3 separate regions of the Homo sapiens genome follow, and regions 2 and 3 are each linked to region 1. Evidence: chromatin contacts called from ENCODE Hi-C or POLR2A ChIA-PET data. All regions are on one chromosome and are shown on one strand. Each heading gives the region's core, a stretch centred on a gene start or an enhancer-like site at or near the end of the contact. The rest is flanking DNA. Distances are from core to core; before and after follow the strand shown.

Evidence for each region. Hi-C counts contacts between places; a loop is a spot of excess contacts on that map. ChIA-PET counts read pairs that join two places held with the same protein, here RNA polymerase II (POLR2A). Pooled maps may share reads with other maps.
Region 2: a pooled map shows a loop between it and region 1 (12-fold over the local background). The contact joins the promoter of HNRNPA3 here to the promoter of UBR3 in region 1. A Hi-C loop is called at or near these places in 1 of 37 single-sample maps with no recorded cell type and 7 of 50 pooled maps. POLR2A ChIA-PET finds 5 or more read pairs at or near these places in 1 of 52 experiments (activated B cell).
Region 3: a map of naive thymus-derived CD4-positive, alpha-beta T cell shows a loop between it and region 1 (20-fold over the local background). The contact joins the promoter of ATF2 here to the promoter of UBR3 in region 1. A Hi-C loop is called at or near these places in 2 of 168 maps with a recorded cell type or tissue (CD4-positive, alpha-beta memory T cell and naive thymus-derived CD4-positive, alpha-beta T cell) and 9 of 50 pooled maps. POLR2A ChIA-PET finds 5 or more read pairs at or near these places in 1 of 52 experiments (activated T-cell).

What each region holds. Positions count from the first base shown.
Region 1 is chr2:169,825,340-169,829,283 of GRCh38, reverse strand. It overlaps UBR3 (ubiquitin protein ligase E3 component n-recognin 3), which reads right to left and starts at 1,830. Exons shown (of 39, transcript NM_172070.4): 1 at 1,232-1,830. The coding sequence starts at 1,776. RefSeq lists an enhancer at 1-69 and silencers at 1,087-1,216, 1,477-2,036, 3,630-3,833.
Region 2 is chr2:177,210,851-177,214,794 of GRCh38, reverse strand. It overlaps HNRNPA3 (heterogeneous nuclear ribonucleoprotein A3), which reads right to left and starts at 2,001. Exons shown (of 11, transcript NM_194247.4): 1 at 1,924-2,001. The coding sequence starts at 1,995. MIR4444-1 (microRNA 4444-1) reads right to left here and starts at 2,069; the gene lies at 1,996-2,069. LOC105373759 (a long non-coding RNA gene) reads left to right here and starts at 2,384. Exons shown (of 1, transcript NR_157853.1): 1 at 2,384-3,400. RefSeq lists silencers at 99-168, 1,574-2,363 and an enhancer at 1,363-2,034.
Region 3 is chr2:175,166,131-175,170,074 of GRCh38, reverse strand. It overlaps ATF2 (activating transcription factor 2), which reads left to right and starts at 1,872. Exons shown (of 14, transcript NM_001880.4): 1 at 1,872-2,025. It overlaps MIR933 (microRNA 933), which reads left to right and starts at 2,366; the gene lies at 2,366-2,442. RefSeq lists a silencer at 1,854-1,923.

The sequences.
Region 1 (3,944 bases), core at 581-3,080:
ATTACTTTCTACTCCAGTGCAAGTAGAGTAAGGGGTTGGTCAATGTTTCATTCATTTTTAATATCCAAGAAGCCTTGCTTGCACATAGTAGGTACAAACATTTTGGAGTAACAGTAACCTTACAAGTACTCCGAAGAAAAAGGTGACCATTTATAAAAAGATTGTACTCTGTCATTAATCCTAAGACCTGAAAATTGAAGAAGTTTAATAACTGATAGCAACCTGTAGTTGCTAATATTCTTTCAACTACTGCCCATCCAAAATCGCCCCTTTCACTTTTTCCTTTTTTCTCAGACTGTCCCTGACATTGACATCATGTTCCAAGCCACGACCCTACATGTACCAACTCTCTGTAACTCACTGCAAACTCTGAAATGTCTTTTCTCATAAGTCCCAACATCTGATGCATCGCTTCTGTCAAAAGGGCATTTGTTGTCTCCTTTTAGACAGAGGTTCACGTATCAGTGAGTGAACAAAGTGCCCTTAACTGGAGAAGACCTAACACTTGATTCCTGGTTCGCTCAGTATTTTGTTTGTTCTCCTGGTATGGAGGGTATTCTGTAACTGACTGCTCAGTAGCCCAATTCTAAATGTCATTCCAGCATACCAAATAATCCACTGACAGCTCAACAGTCACTTTTCATGCAGGCCCCTCCCCTTCCCTCCTCCCTCAACCCTCAAGAGCTCCTTCTCTCACAGTGACAGACACACTGGCAGTTCAGAAGACCTTTTCCTCAAGCGTCCTTCCCTGCACGTACAAGACCACCTCCCCAGCTCTCATCATCCCGCGAGCCAATACGGTCCCCAATAACATCCCCTCCCAGCCAATCCAAATCACAACCTAAGTCTCTTCCCAAGAACCAGGCTTTACAGCCTTTCCCAACAAGTACACACTTGACAGCTCGACACGAGCTTCCCCAAAAATCATTTCCCCTCACTCCCCTCCTACCCCATACACTGGCTCTTTTCTCGCTATCATTTACCCACCCTGGCTTCCCCAAAATTCACAGCCCGGTTTCCTAAACATGCTCTCCGCTCTCCTCTCCCCTCCTTCTCCTCCCCACCCCCTTTCCACCGCTGACAGCTCAGTCACCTCCATCCCCCTGTGGCTGCACCCTCCCCCGCACCCTCCCCTTGACAGCTCAGAGTGGGCTCCCAGTGCTCCGCTCCAGGCCCTCCCGCGACGTCCCCGGCCCAGGGTCGCCTCGCCCGCGGGGAGGGCTCCACTCACCCGCTCTCCCGCATCACGTTGCTGTCCCCGCAGTCGCAGGCGCCCCCGGCCTGGCTGCGGAACATGTTGAAGTCGTGTCCGGTGTGGTCGCCCTGGTGGAAGCACTCGGCGCACAGCGACATGCAGGGCGAGATGCCGCACGTCCGGCAGCGGTAGGCCACGAAGTTGGCTGTCCAGACCAGGCCGCAGAGCGCCGCGGGATCGTAGGCCCGCACCGCCGCGCAGAACTCGTCGTAGCCGCCGCCGCCCGCCAGAAGGCACTTACACCACTCCAGGGCCTCCTCCTCGGCCGCCCCCGGACCGCCCCCGCCTCCGGCCGCCGCCGCGTCCTCGCCGCCGGCAGCCGCGGCCAGCGGCCGCTCGGCGCTCAGCACCCGCTCCAGCAGCGCCTGCAGCTCCTCAGCACCTGCGCGGTTGTCCGGCCGGCTGAGGGCCGCCTTGAGGTGCGCGGCGGTGGCCGCCTTGTCTAGGGCCAGCCCCGGCGCGGGCAGCTCGGGCTGTGACGGCTGCTGGCCCCCGACGGCCGCCGCGGCCGCCGCCGCCATGATGAGAGCTCAGAATTTGGAGAGTCCAGGGCCAGCGGCTCCTCCAGGGAGAGTGAGGGAATAGACTGCTGCGATTGCTCGGCCCGCCCAACTCTCGCGATACCCGGAGCGTCCGCGCTCCTCCGCCCGCAGCCCCGCCCCTACACACGCCCCCTCGGGCTGCAGAGCCTTCCTCCCGCCCCTCTCTCCTGGGCGCCTGTGGACCAAGCTAGGCTCCCAACTTTCTAAGTTAAGAGCTACTGAAATAAAGTACTCACCTTATAGGAAATCTTTAATAAGGGCAATTATTTCTTTATTTGCATAGACTACAGGAATTATTCACATCATCTTTCAGATGTACTTTAGGCATCTGCATTTTGTCTGAGATGTACATTCCTACTGTTATCAAAGTCCAGCGGGCGACAGAATGAAACCCCAACTTAAGGAAAACAAAAACTGTAGGAAAAGCAATCCAAAGAAGAACAGAAGGCCAGGCGCGGTGGCTCACGCCTGTAATCCCAGCACTTTGGGAGGCCGAGGCAGGCGGATTACTTGAGGTGAGGAGTTTGAGATCAGCCTGGCTGACATGGTGAAACCCTGTCTCTACTAAAAATACAAAAATTAGCCGGGCATGGTGGCGCACGCCTGTAATCCCAGCTACTCCGGAGGCTGAGGCAGGAGAATCACTTGAACCCAGGAGGCGGGGGTTGTAGTGAGCCGAGATCGCGCCACTGCACTCCAGCCTGGGTGACAAAGCGAGACTCCGTCTCTAAAAACAACAACAACAACAACAACAACAAAGAAGAACAGGAGTGTTTCCAATCCATAACCTTGTGTTTGAAATGAATGAAACATAATTAAAACAGGTTATTCCTGGTCTTCTACATGAGTTAAGTATGTCACGATCATCATATAACAGTGATAAGTTAAATTTGCTCAATAATTTTACGAATCACTAAATTATAAACTAAATAAAACTTTATGTATTAACTTTACATGCTAAAACTTTGTATGTTTTAACTCATTTGATTCTCATAACAGATAACTTTGAATTCTGCTATTCCTAGAAGTAGCAGCCTCAGACACTTCTCTACTTCGTCATCGTCCATTCACTCTTTTTCTTCTTCCTATAATAATGCAAAGAGGTGTCCATCCACAGGCTTAAACGCAATCCTGCAATCCTTTTACTTAACCACTGGATCCTGCCTTCTCAGGATCCCAACTCCATCCAATATCCTCTTGCATTTTTAACCCCTCTCTTTCTATTAGCTCAATTCTTGTCAGAATTTGTCTCCTCCTGTCTTAAAAATAATTGAAAAAATAATAAAGCTTCCCCCATTACTAAGCATCCAACCATTCTTTTCGTAGGCCACCTTTCTCTTTCTCTTTCTTTTCTTCTTTCTTTTTTTTTTTTTTTTTTTTGAGACAGGGTCTCACTGTCGACCAGACTGGAGTGCAGTGGCGCAATTTCAGATCACTGGAAGCTTTGCCTCCCGGGCTCAAGCGATTTTCCCACCCCAGCCACCCGAGCAGCTGGGACCACAGGCTCGCGTCATCAGACCCAGCTAATTTTTGTATTTTTAGTAGAGACAGGGTCTCCTTATGTTGCCCAGGCTGGTCTCAAACTCCCGTCTCAAGCAATCCGCCCATCTCGGCCTCCCAAAATGTTGGGATCACAGGGGTGAGCCACCGCTTCCGGGGCCACGTTTAATTGTTCACATTTACTCTTTCTTCTTCCTAAATTTCCATTCGCTCCACAATCTGCTACAACTTAATTTCTGCTCCTACTTTATGAAGCCCGACCTCTTTCCAGTATTTGACACCACTACCTATTCTTTTATTTTCATTTCCACTGTCTTTTTTTTTTTGAGACGGAGTCTCGCTCTGTCTCCCAGGCTGGAGTGCAGTAGCTTGATCTCGGCTCACTACAAGCTCCGCCTTCCGGGTTCACGCCATTCTCCTGCCTCAGCCTCCCGAGTAACTGGGACTACAGGCGCCCGCCACCAAGCCCGGCTAATTTTTTTGTAATTTTAGTAGGGACAGGGTTTCACCGTGTTAGCCAGGATGGTCTCAATCTCCTGACCTCGTGATCCACCCACCTCGGCCTCCCAAAGTGCTGGGATTACAGGCGTGAGCCGCCGCGCCCTGCCTCTCCACTATCTCTTCTTTGGGTTTCTTTGACATCACCA
Region 2 (3,944 bases), core at 752-3,251, 7.4 Mb before region 1:
GAGACTGAGTCTCGCTCTGTCGCCCAGGCTAGAGTGCAGTGGCGCGATCTCGGCTCACTGCAACCTCCGCCTCCCGGGTTCACGCCATTTTCCTGCCTCAGCCTCCCGAGTAGCTGGGACTACGGGCGCCCGCCACCGCGCCCAGCTAACTTTTTGTATTTTTAGTAGAGACGGGGTTTCACCGTGTTAGCCAGAATGGTCTCGATCTCCTGACCTCGTGATCCGCCCGCCTCGGCCTCCCAAAGTGCTAGAATTACAGGCGTGAGCCACAGCGCCCGGCCCATACATTTAAACTCAAAACTGTGATGAAGAACAATCTAAAAGTTCTGAATGTCAAACTTACAGAAACTCACTGCTTTCAAGCAAATTAATTTAAAACAGGCATTCCTAAGCCAAACCAGCATTTCCCAAAAAAACTGAGGAAAAAAAAAAGCCGATCAAATAGCTTTCTATAACCCATGTTTGTTATATGCTGCAAAAATCTGCAATTTACAACTCAATTTTAAGAGTCACAACTAACTGGCAAGTTGGACTTACATTAGGAATGGTATGTATTGTCTGACTATAAGAACGGAGTACAGCAAAACAAAAATTGAGATTTTTAAGAATTAAGATGTCTTGAAATTGTTTTATACTTTAGTCAAGACTTTTTAACACATTGCATGAACTGTCATTTAATGCATGCATTAAGGTTTCCTTCACCCGAAGTTCTTAAATAAGGGGCTCACATTTACATTCTAATGTCTTCCTGTGTCTCCTAGAGGTAGAGATGTTAAACCGTTTAATGTGAAGAGATTGTCACATGCTAGAAAAAAACGTTAATAGCCTAAAGCATTAATTCATGTAATCTCATCTTTTCAAGTCTTGGATAAATGTATTCGATTGACAATAACGAAATCGACAAAAATATTTAGGATCCACATTAAATGTACTGCAAAAACGTGAAAATTTCAACTCTGGTTGCAGTCCTCTAAATAAAATTCCAGGAAACTACAACCAGAGCCGACTCAAAGAATGGGAAAACATGAAGATAAAAAACATTTCTAAATTCTTCCTTAACATACTATACTCAAATTCTTCTCCACCCACCCTCCTCAGCGGCCGGAGCCGGGAAGGAGCTGGCTGGGTTGTTTTTCACATCTACACTCAAATTCTCAAAAATTAAGTCCTTCGCCCACATGGCGGTTTAAGAAGTGTAATGTAAGTACTTTAGCAAAAATATATCAGGAAGTATTTTAAAGCAGCAAAGTTTTTAACAATCTCGTATTTCCAACAGGATGCTGCGAAAAAAAGAAAAGGCCAATTATCGACTTCTCGCGGAGAGGACCCGTAAAAGGCCTAGAAAAGCGTCGGCAGAACTTCAGCGAAAGCACTACCTCCCCATGCTTCGAGGCCATTTGCGGCTTTTTCTGCCGGGCCGCCTCCGCCCTCTTCCCTCCAATCCCAGGCTCGCTTTCCCGGCGGCAGAGCGAGGCGGCGGCCATTGCGGGCCAATGCGCCATTTCGTAACGCGGCGGCGGATCAATGTCAATGTGGCCGCCGCCCGCTTGCTCGCTCGCCCGGATGTGCCTGCTCGTCCCCTCCCCTCCCCCACCACCTCCTCCCAACCGCTCCCGCCGGGGCCCGCCATGCCGCCCTCGGCCTCGCTTCGGAGGCCGCGCAGCCGGCAGGCCGGCTTCCCTCCCGAGGCCTCCCCGACCAAGCCGCGCCTCCAAGGGGCCGCCTGTGCAGCCGAAGGTGAAGGCGAGGCGGGCGAGGGGCCCCAAGGAGGTCTCCAACTCTCGCTCCCCTCCCCCTCCCACAGCCTGTCTCAACGCAAGAGCGCGGGACGGCCGACCCGGTCCACCCGGCCTCCCCGCTCCCACCGAACCAGGCCCCCAACGCCGGCCATTCCCCACCAACCCCCCGCTCTCCCCCTAATACCTCCTCCCCCCGGCGGCGACGGCGACGGCCGGAGTCGGGCTGGGGGCGACCGGGCGGCGGTTTTACCTCCATTTTGAGACCGGACTCGCCTCTTCCAACTCGAGTTCAATATGGGACCGAGAGGAAGAGGCGGGGCCAGTCGTCACGTGACGCGTTTTCCGCGCGCCGCCAGTCTGTTGGGGGAGGAGCGAATTGGGAAGGGGGCGGAGCCAAGCGGGCGCGAAGAGGGACTGGACCAGCGGGTTGGCGGGCGGAGGGCGGAGGCGCGGCGTGCCGCGGGAGCGCGCGCGCCTCGCCAGCTTTCAGGGGAAGAGGGCCTTTGCCGCCGTTCGCGTCAGGGCGAGTTCCGGGACGTCAGTGCGGTCTCCGCCAATGGTGAGCGTCCACGTAGAGGGAACGCCTTGTGATCGCGCGTCACCAGAGAGAAAGGCCTTTCCCTTTCTTCTCGCGCTTGTCCCTCATTCCCCACGCAGGCCTCTAGTTCTCCATTTCAGAATTCATTCTATTCCTGTGCCCGAAATAAAACCCACGTTTTTCTTGCTTGTAATTTAAAGGTTGCAAGAAAAACTCCTCGGCCCCTCGGACCATCTTTCCTGTTTCCAAATGCCGGGGACCAGTGTCTGTGACTGCGCCGCCTGCCTGAGGGCATGTACTGAAAAGCCCTGCGACTCCAACATGTGGGACTCACAAGCACCTTGGACAGGCCTCAAAACGCGGCTGACATACAGAATTTTTACCATTAACGACCTGAGGCAGGACTGGTGGAGGTCAGTTCATTAGTTACTGATCTCAAGAAACAAGTCAGGACTATTTTCTAATGTGCTTCTTTCAAGTTAGTGTGGAAAGAGCTGATGCATCTGTTGTAGCTGACGGAATTTAAGGAACTGAATAATTGACAAGATTTCCAGAAAAGCAGGGTCGCCAGATAATGCTACCTGTTTGCGAATGATTGTTACCGTAATGCTCTAGAGAGCTAATCCTTTCTCGGCCTAGTCAGATGATTTTAAATCATTTGATTTTACAGAGCTTTAGTTTCAGTTTTTTAAATGAAAATGGGGATGGGATTAGGTCATCTTCTAACACCCACGACAGCCATAAATTGATAATCTATGGATCCATATTTAAAGTTACTGATAAAAATAACCACAATTGACCAGCCTCCCTTCCCTGTTAGGAAATGCTTTATATTTTAATTTAGCAACCCATGTGACCAACCCTTTTAGAATTGAACTGGCTCTCCCTAGGAAAGGTTAGAAATCTAATCAGTTATAGTAAGTTTCTGTTAACAAATGGGGAGTGGTCGACTTGGAGTTTGGAAAAGGGGAGCGTAAAGTCTAAAAGTTTGTTAATTTATCTAGCCGTTGCTCCAGGAGGACCTGTGTTATAGTTTGGAAACATTTACAAAGGGTATTTTTGTGGGGCAGAAAACAGTTAGCAGTCCTTAATGTAATTTGGTTGAAATAACCGTTCAAACCAGACTCCTCCTGTTGCTTTGATTCCTTTTTCGCAAACTTTCTTATGTTCTACGTATCCAGGTGCTCCTGATGGCCAGCAATAGACTTGAGACATTGGAAGAATGTATAGCCTTAGCGTCTATTTAGTGTTAAGATTTTGTAAGTCTAATTACTGTGAAATAGTCCTGGTAACTTTATCGATTCTGGATACAAAGAAAAATGCAAAGTGAAAGACCTTTGGAAATTGCTATTCACACCAGAGTACTCTATGAGACATTACATAGGTGATCAAGAAGAGTGATCACCTGGCTGCACTTTAGGGTATGTTTGTCCAGGTTTTTCTAATAAGTTAATTCTAATCAATAACTTTTGTTCTAATTAGTAACTTTTGTATAAATGTTAATGTTAAATCGCGAAACAATGTGGGATGGGATACTAAGTTCTCTCCAGGAACATGAAATGTCAGCCCATTTATTCACATCTTTTTGTCCTCCCTATTGTATTGGTCCAGATTTGTTGTTCATCCTGACTGTATGCTGTTTTTAGACATTAGTTATTTTTTATGCT
Region 3 (3,944 bases), core at 623-3,122, 5.3 Mb before region 1:
AAGATGGAAAAGGGTGGCATTTTATGAGGATATGAATAAGTAGTGAGACAAGTTCATGGAATCAGACCTGAATATGGTAACTACATTCATTTTGACAATGCTGAATGTTTTCCCCACTTGTAGAAAAACTATAGTAAACAAACTGCTGTGGAACTAGAAATATGTGGATAAAGTGAGACCCTTTGTTAAATGCCGGGCTGCCAAAATGCATATATAACAGATCGGCATAGTTTCCACCTGTTTCCTGCGCCTATCTTATTTTTTTTTCTCACTTTAGGTATACCCTCTCTTTAGAAAATTAGCTAAAACTGAATTATCAAAACAGATCAGAGTACTGTTCATATCACTAAACAGTTCTTCTCTTGTCTAAAAAGAACTGAAAGACTTTCTTTAAAATAATGTGTTTCTCGAATGCATCATGTAGATAACTAACTGCTTGACAACAGACTGGAGAAGTAGCAATGAGAAATTTAAAACCAAAGCTACTGCCCAATTGAATCAACACTGGAAAAAATTTCAAATGGAAAAACAATTTTTTTAAAAAAATCTATTCTAATTGACCCAAACTTCTTTTGAAATGTCGTAACATTTGCAGTTCTTTTTCTCACATTAGTTGTTTTGGGAGATGGAGAGAGAAGCATCTATTTAATCAATGCGTTCTAGACCTAACAATTGTGATGTCAATCAAACATTTTGTCCACCATTTCCATCATGAGTAATCTGAACTGTGAGGTTTTGCTGACATAATTAGTGTTACACTACAATGGCACTACTACATTACTGTTACTATATGGGGACGGTACTTTCATTTTAAGTAGGAAAGTGTTAATAATTTGGCTTAATGTTTCTTAACTAAAATTAGTTTTAAAAGAGGACTGAGTTGGCTTATACACATGTATGCGGTCCAGAGACCTACCTGTTAAAATGTCAATGCCATTACAATTTCACTTTTATGCCAGATATCATTCTTGAACTTCAGGCTCATTAACTCTCATACTATCCCCCAAAACCTTTCAACAATTTTGAGAGTGTATTTTATGTTAATATATAAACTAGTTCATAATTTTGTTCCAGACTAGAAATCAGTATTTAATAAATGGAAAAAATAAGACACTGAAAATCTTTTATTGAATAATGTAAATTCTCACAGAGGCCTCTGATCATACTTTTCAACTTGTGCCTATTTATTGAATAACCAACATCCTTACAGTTAATATTAAAATCTTTAAGTTGTGTGGGGTTTTTTGGAGGGGAGGGATGGGCAATTACCAGCAAACTCCGCCTCCCCCAAACCTCACCTAACCCGAAGCTCCCCGCCTCAGGCTCCCGGGGAGCCAAGGGGTGGGCTGAGGAACGCAGCCTACTTTTACCCACCTCCCTACCTAGTGCTGGGAAGTGACGGAAACGGAGACACCCGGCTCCTGGGGCTGGGCTCGGAGGACCCATCCTGCTTTCCCTCTAGCAGCCTTTCCGGAGCTCACCACCTTTCCTCCCCTCACACCGCCAAAGCCCTGCCTAGCCCTTCACCGCCGCCTGCACCCGCGCCCTCCTCCAGCCGACAGCCAATCACAGTCTTCCACAGCTCCGGGTTTACAGAAGTAACGCTCCTTGGGCCCTCTGGTCCCGCCCCCTCCAGAACTGCTTCCCGCCCTTCGGGCTCCTTGTCCAATCATGAGCGCCCGAGTGCTCTTTGATGCCCGTCCCCTCTACCCGCCCTGCCGAAGACCCGCCTTCTTCTCCTTAAGCCTGACGGAATCACCTGACTCGGAGGCGCTCCCTCAGAAGGAAGGCAAGAAGGGGCGTGTGGGTGAAGGGGAGGGGCGCCAGAAGGAAGGTGGGGATGCCGGGAGCGGGGCGAGCGGGCGGGGGTTGTCAGTCCGATCTCGCGAGAGAGGACGGAAGCCTGTGGGAGCCCGTGGCCTTTAAAGTGCCGTTCAGCCTTTTCCTCCAGGGGTGCTTTGTAAACACGGCTGTGCTCAGGGCTCGCGGGTGACCGAAAGGATCATGAACTAGTGACCTGGAAAGGTGAGTAACGATGGGCAGAGGTCAGCAGGGCTGGAGACTGTAGGGATACGGAGAAAGAAGGCGCTAACATGGCGACGTCGCTCAGCACAGTCCCCACCCCCCGTTTCCCATCACCTCGGGTGCTCCTGACGTGCTCCTTAGCCCTTGGGGCGATTGTGGCTGTGCTGCCACCTCGGCGGCCCGCGCGGTGTGGGCTTTGGGAACCTGACTGGCTGGGCCGGACCGTTAGGTAACCAGCGTTCGTTGTTCCGGCCCCTCCCTCTCGCGCGCTTTCCTAAGGCAGAGGAAAAAGGAATAACGGCTCCCTCTTAGACCCCTCCCTCCGAATTATCTTCACCCTACTTGGGTCAGTTCAGAGGTCCTCGGGGCGCGCGTCGAGTCAGCCGTGTGCGCAGGGAGACCTCTCCCACCCACAGTCCTTGGGTTGGGCGGGGAGAGGGCCCACTCTGGTCTCCCCACCCAGTATTCAAGCGATTGAGGACCGTGTATTGGTGATGGTGGCGGGGAGGAGGATCGGGAGGCGCGGCTGAAAATAGAATCAGGGTCCCTGGCTGCGGTGCAGCTTGAAGGAAAGAATGGTGTGGAGAACCTAGGAGCTGGAAGTCTCGGCCTTTTCCGTCCTTTCCGCCACCCTCACAATCCCGCTACCCCCAGCTTTTTCCCGGTGGGGCGGGGCTTAGGTGTGGGTGCAGACTGATTCTGGTATTTTCCCTTATTTTTTTTTTTTTAAATCTCTGGGTGGACAGCAGAGCGTATGTAAAGAAATAATTTGCTTTTCATCAATGCCCTAGGGACCAGGGCCGAAAGGGAGTGTGTGTACGTGTTTTCTATGTTCGCTCGTTTAACCGAACCTAGGAGGAAAAAGAGAGGAGGAGCTGGGAACTATTTTTGTGCCCCTAGGTAGTATAAAATTGGCTTTCTTTAATGGAGAGTCTTAAAACTGGTGAGGCCAAGAGCAAAACTACTGTGAATATCATGGAGTAAAAGAGATTACTCCTGATGGACCTTAGGCATCAGAAATTTTAGTGAAAGAAATGTTTCTCTTAAAATTCAACACCTATTTTAAATAGTGATGTAAAGCATTTCTTTACATGTACCTTCAGGTTTTCTAATGCTTTCCTGGCTATTATTTAACTGGTACTAAGGGATTGACTAATCCCTAAATTATAATGTGAAAGTTTAAATTTCTTAGAGGTTTTAAATTATGGAGACGGTCACAATGCATGCATTTAAGATATACATTTAAAATCAGAACAAAAACTGACTTTCTTTGAGCACACTTTTTGTCCTATTTGAAGAAACATGACCACTGGCGTTATCATTGTGAGTAACAGCCGTTCTGATCTTTAAATAGCCATATAGCTTTGGTCTCTTGAATCAAAATTATGAAGGTAAAGCTTTATTTATAAAAGCTTGTTAAAAAGTCAAACCTACAGGTTTAAGTGTCTTAAAGTACAAACACAGAAGCAGTTTTATCATGTATTAATTTTTTTTTCCTTACTTGAGGAATCCACCGTAAAAACTTTGTTTCAAAAATGTTAGGAACATCCTTGTAAAATACGTTTTAAATATACAGATTCCCCTCTGCAGATTAAGAAAGTTCATGGATCTTTAAGGCCATCAGTAGTTGCGTAATAGTTAAGAATCCTCGTCTTTGTAAAATAATTTCTAGGAATCTTCCAAATTTACCGTGATGTGTAAAAGAGTTTCTGAGAATCTTCCAAATTTACCATGATGTGTATGTTGCCTTCCTAAGACGTTTAATCTTGCTTTGAGAGAATGCTACTGCCATTAAGTTTTAAGAACTGATTTAAAATGTAATATCGTGGAAATTTAGAACTTAGTTGTTATGTATTTTAATTGTCAGGAAGGAGCTTTCAGGGACTTTTTTTTGTATGTGTAGTGTACATAATACCTTC